Regions from separate parts of the Homo sapiens genome. Here region 1 is linked to region 2. A link is an interaction called in ENCODE POLR2A ChIA-PET data of the cell type or tissue named here. Cell type or tissue: HepG2. All regions are shown on one strand. Links, peaks and the distances in the headings refer to the core of each region. The heading gives the core; the rest is flanking DNA. Region 1 has its middle 27 kb from the start of PRKAR1A. Region 2 overlaps ARSG (arylsulfatase G).

Region 1 (5,381 bases), core at 263-5,262, 100 kb before region 2:
GCACCCAGCCCCATGCTGGCTCTTAAAGCTTCTTCCTGAGAGGGACACTTGCCACTTCCTCTCTCATTTCATAGGTCAAAGCAGGCCAGAAGCCAATCAGGTTGTATATATGGGACAGAGAAGCCTTGCAATGGCGTGCAAGCTCCTTAGATCTGGCCACTGTCAGACTCAGACCTCAGCTCTTCTCTCCTGCTCCCACCTTTCTCCAGCCACAGACATCCTGGCTGTTGCTCAAATAAGCCAGGCCCACCTCGATCTCAGGGCAGGCTGTTCCCTCCACCTGAAACATAGACCTCCCCAAACAGCCTCAGGGCTCACTGCCCCACTTCCTTGGGTCTGTGCTCAAAAGCCACCTGGCCATCTTCAAATTGCAACTCTCCCCATGCCACCCCCCTACTCCCCTGTGCTTCATATTTATCACGATCTGACGTATTACATGAATTTCTCTAGTCTGTTTATTCCCTCTCTCTCTCTTTCATACAAACGTAAGCTTCATGAGTGCATTTTTTTTATTTATTTTTGAGTTTTTTTTCATTATTATTGTTGTTCACTGTTATGCCTCTGATACCCAGAACACTATCTGGCACAAAGAAAATGCAAAATAACCACAAAACCACTTTTCTTTCCTTTTTCTTTTTTCTTTTTTTTTTTTGTCTGAGATGAGGTCTTACTCTGTCGCCCAGGCTGGAGTGCAGTGGCGTGATCTCAGCTCACTGCAACCTCCGCCTCCTGCTTCAAGCCATTCTCCTGCCTCAGCCTCCTGAATAGCTGGGATTACAGGTGCCCACCACCAGTCCCGGCTAATTTTTGTGTTTTTAGTAAAGATGGGGTTTCACGATGTCGGTCAGGCTGGTCTTGAACTCCAGACCTCAAGCAATCCACCCGCCTTGGCCCCCCAAAGTGCAGGGATTATAGGTGAACCACCGCGCCCGACCCCAAACCACTTTTCCAATAAGTCAATAATGAATGAATGAATACAGAAAAATTATTAGCACAGGAGAAAGTCAGGAAACGTTGGCTTAAGTTATAACTATATGCCTCTCAATATATACCATAGTGTTAGGCTAAGTAAGTATTGATTAATTAACTTGGTAGCCTTCATTTGAAAACACTAGAATGTAAAAATGTACCTGGAGGTAAAGTTTATTTCCCAGCAGTTGAATTATAATGTTGGTTATCTACATTTTTCTGATTTTTATTAACAAAACCATACTTTGAGATTTCCCTATGTGCCAGGCACTGTGCAATGTGTGTACATGAATGTCTTATTAAATTCACATAACAGGCCGGGCGCAGTGGCTCACGCCTGTAATCCCTGCACTTTGGGAGGCCGAGGCGGGCGGATCACGAGGTCAGGAGTTCGAGACCAGCCTGGCTAACATGGTGAAATCCCATCTCTACTAAAAATACAAAAATTAGCCGGGTGCGGTGGCAGAAACCTGTAATCCCAGCTACTGGGGAGGCCGAGTTGGGAGAATTGCTTGAACCTGGGAGGCGGAGGTTGCAGTGAGCCGAGATCATGCCACTGCACTCCAGCTGAGGTGACAGAGCAAGACATCATCTGAGAAAAAAAAAAATCCGCACAACATCGACTTTGGGAGGTAACTAGCATTAGTATACCCATTAACACTTGGGTACCTGAGGCACAGGCATATTAGATGAGTGACTTCTGTAAGGTAATGCAGCTGGTTAGCAATGGAACCAGATTTTCAGCTCAAGTTTCATTCCAGAGCAAAAGTACACAGTCACACTATATTTTCACTTTCTACAATGAGCATAATTTATTTTTATAATAGGAAGAGGGAAGAGAAAGCTAATTAGGAGAAGGAGAAGGAGGAAGGAGAGAAAAGAAGGAAAGCAGAAGAAGGAAGGAAGGAAGGAAAGAAGAAAGAAAGAAAGAAAGAAAGAAAGAAAGAAAGAAAGAAAGAAAGAAAGAAAGAAAGAAAGAAGGAAGGAAGGAAGGAAGGAAGGAAGGAAGGAAGGAGAGAAAGAAAGAAAGAAAGAGGGAAGGAAGGAAGGAAGGAAAAGAAAGAAGGAAGGAAAGAAAGAAAGAAAGAAAGAAAGAAAGAGAAAGAAAGAAAGAATAAGAGGAAGAGGGGGATGAGAAGAAGGAGGAAGAGGCAGCCCCAAGATAAGGAGCTTGTGCCTCCTGATGCTGTGACAGACTTCAGCCCAATCACTTCATAGAACAGTTTCCTGCAAAGCCATGTATATGTCCAAGACTCCTTAATTATGCGGACATTAAAAAAAAAAACCTCATGAGCTCTTCTCTTAGTCCAGGCACCAGTGTGACTGAGGTGAAACTGATTGCAAAGTGGCTGATTGCTGGGAGAATGTCTTCTTTCCCTTTGATGAATCAACAGTTCACTGAATCACTAAACATGTTATGGATTGTGGGGCTCGATCACTGAAACTTAGGCTGGGCACGATGGCTCACGCCTGTAATCTCAGCACTTTAGGAGGCTGAGGCGGGCAGATCACTTGAGGTCAGGACTTGGAGACCAGCCTGATCAACATGGTAGAACCCCATCTCTACTAAAAATACAAAAATTAGCCAGGCATGGTGGCACGCATCTGTAATCCCCGCTACTTGGGAGACTGAGTCAGGAGAATCGCTTTAACCCAGGGGGTGGAGGCTGCAGTGAGCTGAGATCACGCCACTGCACTCCAGCCTGGGCAACAGAGTGAGACTCTGTCTCAAAATAAAGAAACTTAAAGTATGTTTCTTTAGGATCAGTGGAATGATTCTAAGTAAAGTTTTAGATGAAAAACTGTAATTCTTTATGCCTCGCAAGAATAATTGGAGTGTTTTCTCCTTCAGCCACTTCAACCCCTTATCTCCAAAAGCTTTGGATGTAAAACGGAGTCTCTTCTTCTGTGGTGCGGGCATTATCATCATTTTACAAACACAGGGAGGAAAGCAGAAGAGTTTCAAAGGTCCTATTTCCAAAGCAAAAGATCAAAGGGTCAAAATAACAAGTGGTCACTAAAAGGGAAATATTTTTAGAAGGCTTAACTCAATAGAAGTAACAGATGTCTTCCCCTTTTTTACTTTGCTCTTTCTCTTTTACCAAGCAAACCCACTGCTGCATTATACAACACAATCCAAGGATAAAGGGGAACTCTGAGGTCTAGGACAATATCCTTGCCCAATATTAGCTCATTTTAGGGGTCACTCAGCACTCAGCTATTTGTGGAAGCGAAGTTGATCTTTGTTTCCCACTCTCCATCTGTCTTGAGCTTACCTTCAATTCTAGGCAAATTGTTCTATGTGCGTAAACTACTGCTTGTTTGATCATTTTTCCATGATAGTTTGGTGGGTAAAATAATCTAATTAGCAGAAAGGCAGCCCACAGTATGCCCTTGAATCCAGCAAATCATAGAAGTTCAAGTTGTTCTTTGAGTCCTTGGTAAAACAGATAACATCTGCAATGTCTTAATATATTCCGTGGATCTCTTACAAACTAAATTGCTAATTTGTTAATTCTTTGCCATTGTGGCAGAAAACACATTCATTTTAAAGTGAACATAGCACATTTAACTTTGCCTTGAACTATGAAAGTGAACAATATCCTTTGACTCCCCACTTTTATTTTCATGACAAATTTAGGGACATTTTGTTAGTTTGGATTGTCTCCAGAATCTGAGACTTCACCCTCACTTGCTTTCTCTGTCGGGATGGAAAACACTACTTTGTTTGTCAGCCTTTCTTGCTACATTTGATGAGATTCCAAAACTGACCCAAATGGAGCTTTTTCAACCTGTTAAAGGACATCTGTGAAAAACCTGGAACATTTTACTCAATGATGAAAGACTGAATGCTTTCTATCTAAGATCAGGATCAAGTCAAGGTCATCCACTCTCATCACTCTTATTTAACATTATAATGGAAGATCTAGTCAGTTCAACAAGGCAAAAGCAAGAAATAAAAGGCATCCATATCAGAAAGGAAGAAGTAAAATTGTAGAAAACCCGATGGAATACAAAAAAAAAAAAAGATACCACGATAAGTGAGTTTAGCAAGGTTGTAGGATACAAAGTCAAAATAAAAAAATTAATTGAATTTCTATCTACTAACAATGAAAAATTTTAAATTTAAAACTCCCATTTCTAATACTATCAAAAATACAAAACATTTAAAGATAAATCTGACCGATGTGCAAGAGCAGTACACTGGACACCACAACACATTACAGAGATGAATTTTTAAAGACCTAAATAAATGGATAGATTTAATTTGTTTGTGTGCCAAAACAGTCAGTATTGCCAAGATGTCAGTTCTCCCCCATATTACTCTATAGTTTCAGGGCAATCCCAATAAAAATGCCTGCAGTTGTTTGTGGATTTTTTGTAGACATTGACAAGCTGATTCCAAAATTCATAAGGAAAGGCACAAATACCTAGAATAACAAAAACAAAGTTGGAGGGCTAATGGTACCTAATTTCAAAAGTCATTATAAAGCCCCAGTAATAAAACAACATGGTATTGGCATAAATATTAACAAATAGATCAATGAACTGAACAGAGTCTAGAAACAAACACACACATATATGGACAATTGATTTTTTTTCTTTTCTTTCTTTTTTTTTTTTTGAGACGGAGTTTTGCTCTTGTTACCCAGGCTGGAGTGCAATGGCATGAATTCAGCTCACCGCAACCTCCACCTCCCAGGTTCAAGCAATTCTCCTGCCTCAGCCTCCCAAGTAGCTGGGATTACAGGCATGCGCCACCACACCCAACTAATTTTGTATTTTTAGTAGAGATAGGGTTTCTCCATGTTGGTCAGGCTGGTCTTGAACTCCTGACCTCAGGTGATCCACATGCCTTGGCCTCCCAAAGTGCTGGGATTACAGGCATGAGCCACCGCACCTGGCCTGACAATTGATTTTTAACAAGGATGTGAAGGCAATGCAGTGAAAAAGGACCACCTCCTCAACAAATGGTGCTGAAGCTTTTTTTGTTTTGTTTTGTTTTAAGACGGAGTCTTGCTCTATTTCCCAGACTGGAGTGCAGTGGCGTCATCTCAGCTCACTGCAAACTCTGTCTCCCGAGTTCAAGTGATTCTCCTGCCTCAGCCTCCTGAGTAACTGGGATTACAGGGGCTGGCCACCATGCCCAGCTTATTTTTGTATTTTTAGTAGAGATGGGGTTTCACCATAATGGCCAGGGTGGTCTTGAACACCTGACCTCAGGTGATTCACCCACCTCTGCCTCCCAAAGTACTGGGATTACAGGTGTGAGCCACTGCGCCTGGCCCGGTGCTGGAGCAATTTGATGATTTGTATGAACCAATATGAACTTGGGTCCATGCACATCATAGACAAAAAAAAAAACTCAAACTAGATCATGGATCACAATGTAGAGCTAAACTAACGAATAT
Region 2 (5,381 bases), core at 126-5,125:
TCTCAAAGGATCTATTGCCTCGGTCAGCTTGGCACAGGCTGAGAGGGAGATGCTGCTGCTGCCGCCTTTTCTGCACTCTCTCCAGCAGACACAGCCAGGACCCAATGCTGATGTATGTGAAACCAACCAATCCCTTCTTCACTCAGGTGTTATTCCCAGAAGATGGCTCGAGTCCCACTTCACTGTTTCTCCCTCCCCTCCCCTCCTCTCCCCTCCCCTCCCCTCGCCTCCCCTCTCCTTCCCTTCCCTCCCCTCCCCTCCCTTCTCTTCCCTTCCCTTCTTTTTAGAGATAGGGTCTTGCTATGTTGACCAGGATAGTCTCAAACTCCTGACCTCAGCAATCCTCCTGCCTCAGCCTCCCAAAGTGCTAGGATTACAGAAGCGAGCCTCCACACGTGGCCCCACTTCACTATTACTTTCATCACTTCTACAGTCAGAGTCTTGGAAGTGTCTGGGAACACCCGGCAAAGGCAAGTGGTGAATGACCTTCCTGAGGCCTCTAGCCACCCATGCCTCCATCTAGCCACCCATGCCTCCATCTAGCCACCCATGCCTCCATGACTTTTCTTGCTCTGGGCCCCAACATCTCAAGGTAGTTTTGGTCTCATACCTTAACAAGGCAGTGCTGGTGACATTAACTGGAACTCTGCCAGGCCAGTAAGCCAGTGCTGGGACCCGGTGCCCTCCTTCCCAGGTCGTCTGCTTGGCTGGACTTCCCCCTGTGAGAGGAGGGGAGGCAGCTGGTTCATCCATGGTGATAACTCGAGACTTCTTTTCAGCTAAGAGCTAGTCTCTGGGAGAACCCCTCTCTGAGTTTCCAATAACCCCAACAAAGGAATGACTTTTTTGGTAACCAGCTATTTCCCTCAACTAGCTAGTATCTTTCAAAATATGCTTTTTATTTTACTGGACTTCAGATGTAAAAAGTTGCCTCACTCTACTGAATCACCTCATTTTATTTTCTTCATGAGACCTTCCCCACTGTAAATTATTTTTTCATTTATTGATTTGCTTGTTTTGTGTCTCAACACCATGAGACTTCATCAGTCTCATGCACCTAAGACATAGTGGGGCTTAGCAAATCTTTGTTGAGTAAGTGAATTTCTCTTCCTGGTGATCATAATGTGACTGTCTGTTTAGGATGAAGAAATACAACTATTAAAGAAGAGAGAAAGAAGGAAACTTCTGCAGCTATTTGATCTGCTCAACATCCAAGAACCGATCTGGCATGGATTTTATGGCTTTATTTTGTTTTGCTTTGCTTTGTTTTTCCTTGAATTCATGAGTTGTTCTGATGTTATGGAGACAGTGTCAGTAATAGTTCCAACCTCTTGCCTCCTGGGGGAGGTAAGAAACAACTACGTGCAATCTATGAATTTCCACCTTGGTTATTAAAGGAATTATTTTTGTAACCATTAAGTCAAAAGTGACCACCAGTATAATGATAGCTAGCGGGCTGGAAGACATGAGGTCATGCTTGATGGAAACATCCTGAATACATGTTGGGTTGCATTAACCACGGCCATCCCACCACCCCCACACACACCCCACCCTCATCCTGGTTGAGCCAAGGGCCAAGGATCCCACAAAGTTAGCGTGTGCACAGCCTTTCCAAGGCAAGTGCTGTGTGTGGCTCACACACACTGTGGTCATGCAATTTCCCTTTGTTTGGCTGGTGTGAATAATGAAAGCAATTATGTGGGGAGAAGCGTGGGGAGGAAGAAGATGAAGGCTTCTGTCGCCCTGTACTAGCACTGTTGCAAACGGAACCTTTGATGTCCCTGGCCCAGCACACCACACGGGAAATGCTCAGCATTCTTAGGACTCTTTCATAATCAGCTTTGGAGTCCCTCAAGTTTTGAAGTAAGAAACAAAACACAAAATAACTTATGTCCTATGGACTGTTTATGTTTAAGGGTGTGGGGTTGAAAAATCTAACTGGAGTCTCTGCAGGCTGAATGAGACGCTCTTTGATCTAGCCCAGCATTTCTCTAATACATCCTTCCTATCGAGGGCCACGTCTCCCATAAATACATATAGCTCCCTCCAATTTATTCACGCACTTGGAACAAAGAATCCAGAACTCCAGCAAGCATAAAACGCATTTCCACGTGGCTTTGGAATGTATGACTTATGCGTCAGCTTAGGGCCAAAGGGCAGGGAGGAAGCATCCGCTCAAAGGCATGTGCCAGGGCTTTGTAGATACTTCCACCCCCGTGGGGGCATCTTTGTGGAAGCTTGGGGTATGGGTGGGTGAAAACGGGGAGCCTGTTTATCTGCATGTCCATGGTGTACACTATTCAAATAGTCTTGCTTAACCTTTGAGGCCAGATGCTAAGGAAAGATCACGGCTGTGGTTCCAGGAAACAAGCCATTAGCTCTATCGGTCAACCAGAAGGCACTGGGGTGGGCAATGGCACCAGGGTTGAACACAGGATTTGGTCTCTGCCTCCAGGATGTTTCCAGAAGGGTAAACTGACCTTTAGTTAATAAATTTGCTAATTGGTCTTCACCAATTAGGGATTGGTCTAATTAATAAATTTGCTAATTGGTCTTCACCAATTAGGGATCCCTTCAAGAATTAGGGATTCTTCTCGTTTGCCACAACCTTTTGTGTTGCTCTCTTGTAGGTGACTGACTTTCCTAATACGCTCTTCAGAGAAAAACGTTTCAATGTGCTTGTCTTATTTCAGCAAAGGACTGAAAGCTGGAGGGGTTTGGAGGAATCCAGCTAGTTATAAAACAGGTGTAGTCAACAAAGCAGACAATCTCCTTGCAAAAGATTCAGGAATTAGGAGAAAGAAAAAGATTGGCTGAGAGAAGCCTCTCAGTGTGGCCACTTAAGGAGCAATCCCCTCTTTTTGTTGTACAGACTAGTTGGTTAGTGCAGGCTACATCCTGGGTTCTGGCTCTAACAGGAAGACACAATTATATATGCCAGCCACCCAAATGATCACAGGTCCACAGACCTTGTATTCTAAAGGGATTTATCTTAAAAGGGTCTAGAGTGTGAACAGGCAATTGTAAAATATTTATGTGTCACCAACAGCGCAGATACTGTCTTGCTATAAATCTCAGCTTCTCACTGGTACTGCTAGGAGTGGACAAAACTTACAAAGATCTGACTGGCATTCTATCGGCCCCTAGGATTGTGTACTCTAATTATGAGATGCATATGCTTATATCAAACAGGCGTGTTGTGTTTTATCTGCACCAGCAAAGGCTAAATTCTAGGATAGCTACTCCTGATCCCCCAATATTCTTCAGTAATACCTGCTCCCACTAATGGATAGTTATTCTAAGTTAAACATAATAGTAATAACAACAACAATAACATCTCGTATTTATTGAGCCCTTACTAAGTACCAAGTTAAGTGCTCCTCAGCATGATACATGCTTCCTGGCATTATCTCATTGAATCCTTATGACAACCTCTCAAGTTAGCCACTATTGTCCCCATCTTTCAGATGGGGAAACCAAAGCTCAGAGAGGCTAAGTAATTTGCCCCCAAGTCACATAGCTAGAAAATGATAGAGCCGGCCGGGTGCAGTGGCTCACGCCTGTAATCCCAGCACTTTGGGAGGCTGAGGTGGGCAGATCATGAGGTCAGGAGTTCGAGACCAGCCTAACATGGTGAAACCCCATCTCTACTAAAAATACAAAAATTAGCCAGGCGTGGTGGCGCATGCCTGTAATCCCAGCTACTCAGGAGGCTGAGGCAGGAGAATCACTTGAACCCGGGAGGCGGAGGTTGCAGTGAGCCAAAATTGAGCCACTTCACTCCAGCCTGCACGACAGAGACTCTGTCAAAAAAAAAAAAAGGAAAGAAAGAAAATGATAGAGCCAAGATGTGAACGCCGGTCTGACTACACAGCCAGCACCCTCACTCACTAAACCTAGGGAGGTGGTTCCATTTTGAATATGTATTAGAATCACTGGAGAGCTTTTAAAAAATACGCATGCCAAAGTCTCTTTCCCAGAGACTGTGATTTAATCGACCTGCAGTGAAGCTCTGACATCAATATCTTCTAAAACCCTCCTGGGGATTTAGTGGGGAGAGCACTCATTCCCAGGGAAGGAGGGCAAGGGGCAAGATCGGGAAGAGAACACAGCACGTTTCAAAGTTAAATGTAGCTAATAGTCATCGTCACTGCAGGCTTTCTGTTGCCCACGACTTTATACCTCTATGCCATAGCATCATAAATATGACCTTATAAGTCATAGTAAGAACAATAGACAATCCATAAATGAAACTTCTAATCACTTTTCAATTTCAAACACTATTCATTTAGATAAGCCTCCATACTTTGATCAGGCACTGGCACATTAAAACTGTTAGTTGCCTTCGGCTTTCTGTCGAGAAATGCGTGTCTTATGGCCATGAGAATGCATTTCTACGCACTTGTGGTTACTTGTGACTCTAATTAAAGCAGAACCTCTTAAAGCAATAAATATTTAGCCACAGCAACCAAAATATCAACAAAACCATGATTCATGAATTTGCTTATTTGTGCTTCTCTGGTTACGGAAGTGAAGTGGCATTTTATGATGCATGAAGACAGGGGCAGGCCGGGGAAGACTCACCACTGCCCACGCGGAGGAACAGTGGTCTTTCTTGGCTGGGACCCAAGGGCCATGTTTCACTGAGTCAGAAAGGCAATGCAGCAAACAAGGAAATTCGCAAATTTCTCCATACAAGAGAATCACCAGATGAGATCTCATCTAAGACATGGATTTCTGGGTCCTATTCCCAGGAATTCTAATTTAATAAGTCTGGGGTGGGGCTCTGATTCTAGGTAATTCTGATGTCAGTGGTTTGAAAACTAGAGTTGAAGAAGTATTCAAGGAATAATTAGGATGATGCCTTTGGGGGCAGGCAGGTCTCCAGTGCCACCCCTGCCAACCAAGTGGTCTTGGGCAGAATTCATAACCTCCCTCAGTCTCAATCATCTCAGCCAGGAAGCAGGGAAACGATTGTACAGTTGACCCTTGAATAACACAAGAGTTAGGGCACTGACTCCCAAGCAGTTGAAAATCTGGGCATAACCTCTGACTCTCCCAAAACTTAACTACTAATAGCCTTATGTTGACCAGGAAGCCGTACCAATAACATAAACATTTAATTAAGACACATTTAGTATGTTACATGTATTATATACTGTAGACTTACAATAAAATGAGCTAGAGAAAAGAAAATGTTAGTAAGAAAATCCTGGCCAGGCACAGTAGCTCAAACCTGTAATCCCACCACTTTGGGAGGCCAAGACAGGAGGATGGCTTGTGCCCAGGAGTCCGAGACCAGACTGGGCAACATAGTGAGACCCGTGTCTCTACTAAATAAATAAATAAATAAATAATTAGCTAAGTGTGGTAGTCCCAGC

The links. ChIA-PET counts read pairs that join two places held together with the same protein. Peaks named below come from ENCODE experiments on the same cell type or tissue, not always from the same donor. Only the 100,000 strongest peaks of a DNase experiment are listed, where the experiment ranks them.
Region 1: POLR2A ChIA-PET joins it to region 2 with 5 read pairs; 1 of 35 experiments calls an interaction of 5 or more read pairs at or near these places.

Annotation. Positions count from the first base shown.
Region 1 is chr17:68,483,075-68,488,455 of GRCh38, reverse strand. It overlaps a transcript of PRKAR1A not described here. Among named protein-coding and RNA genes, the nearest start is that of PRKAR1A, 27 kb to the left of the region's middle. In HepG2, for the core only: no CTCF peak of the experiment used is centred there; DNase peaks (open chromatin) are centred at 2,985 and 3,775; H3K4me3 peaks cover 976 bases.
Region 2 is chr17:68,380,402-68,385,782 of GRCh38, reverse strand. It overlaps ARSG (arylsulfatase G), which reads right to left. Exons shown (of 12, transcript NM_001267727.2): 9 at 611-719. Among named protein-coding and RNA genes, the nearest start is that of MIR635, 41 kb to the left of the region's middle. RefSeq lists a silencer at 4,349-4,549. In HepG2, for the core only: no CTCF peak of the experiment used is centred there; DNase peaks (open chromatin) are centred at 1,742 and 2,132.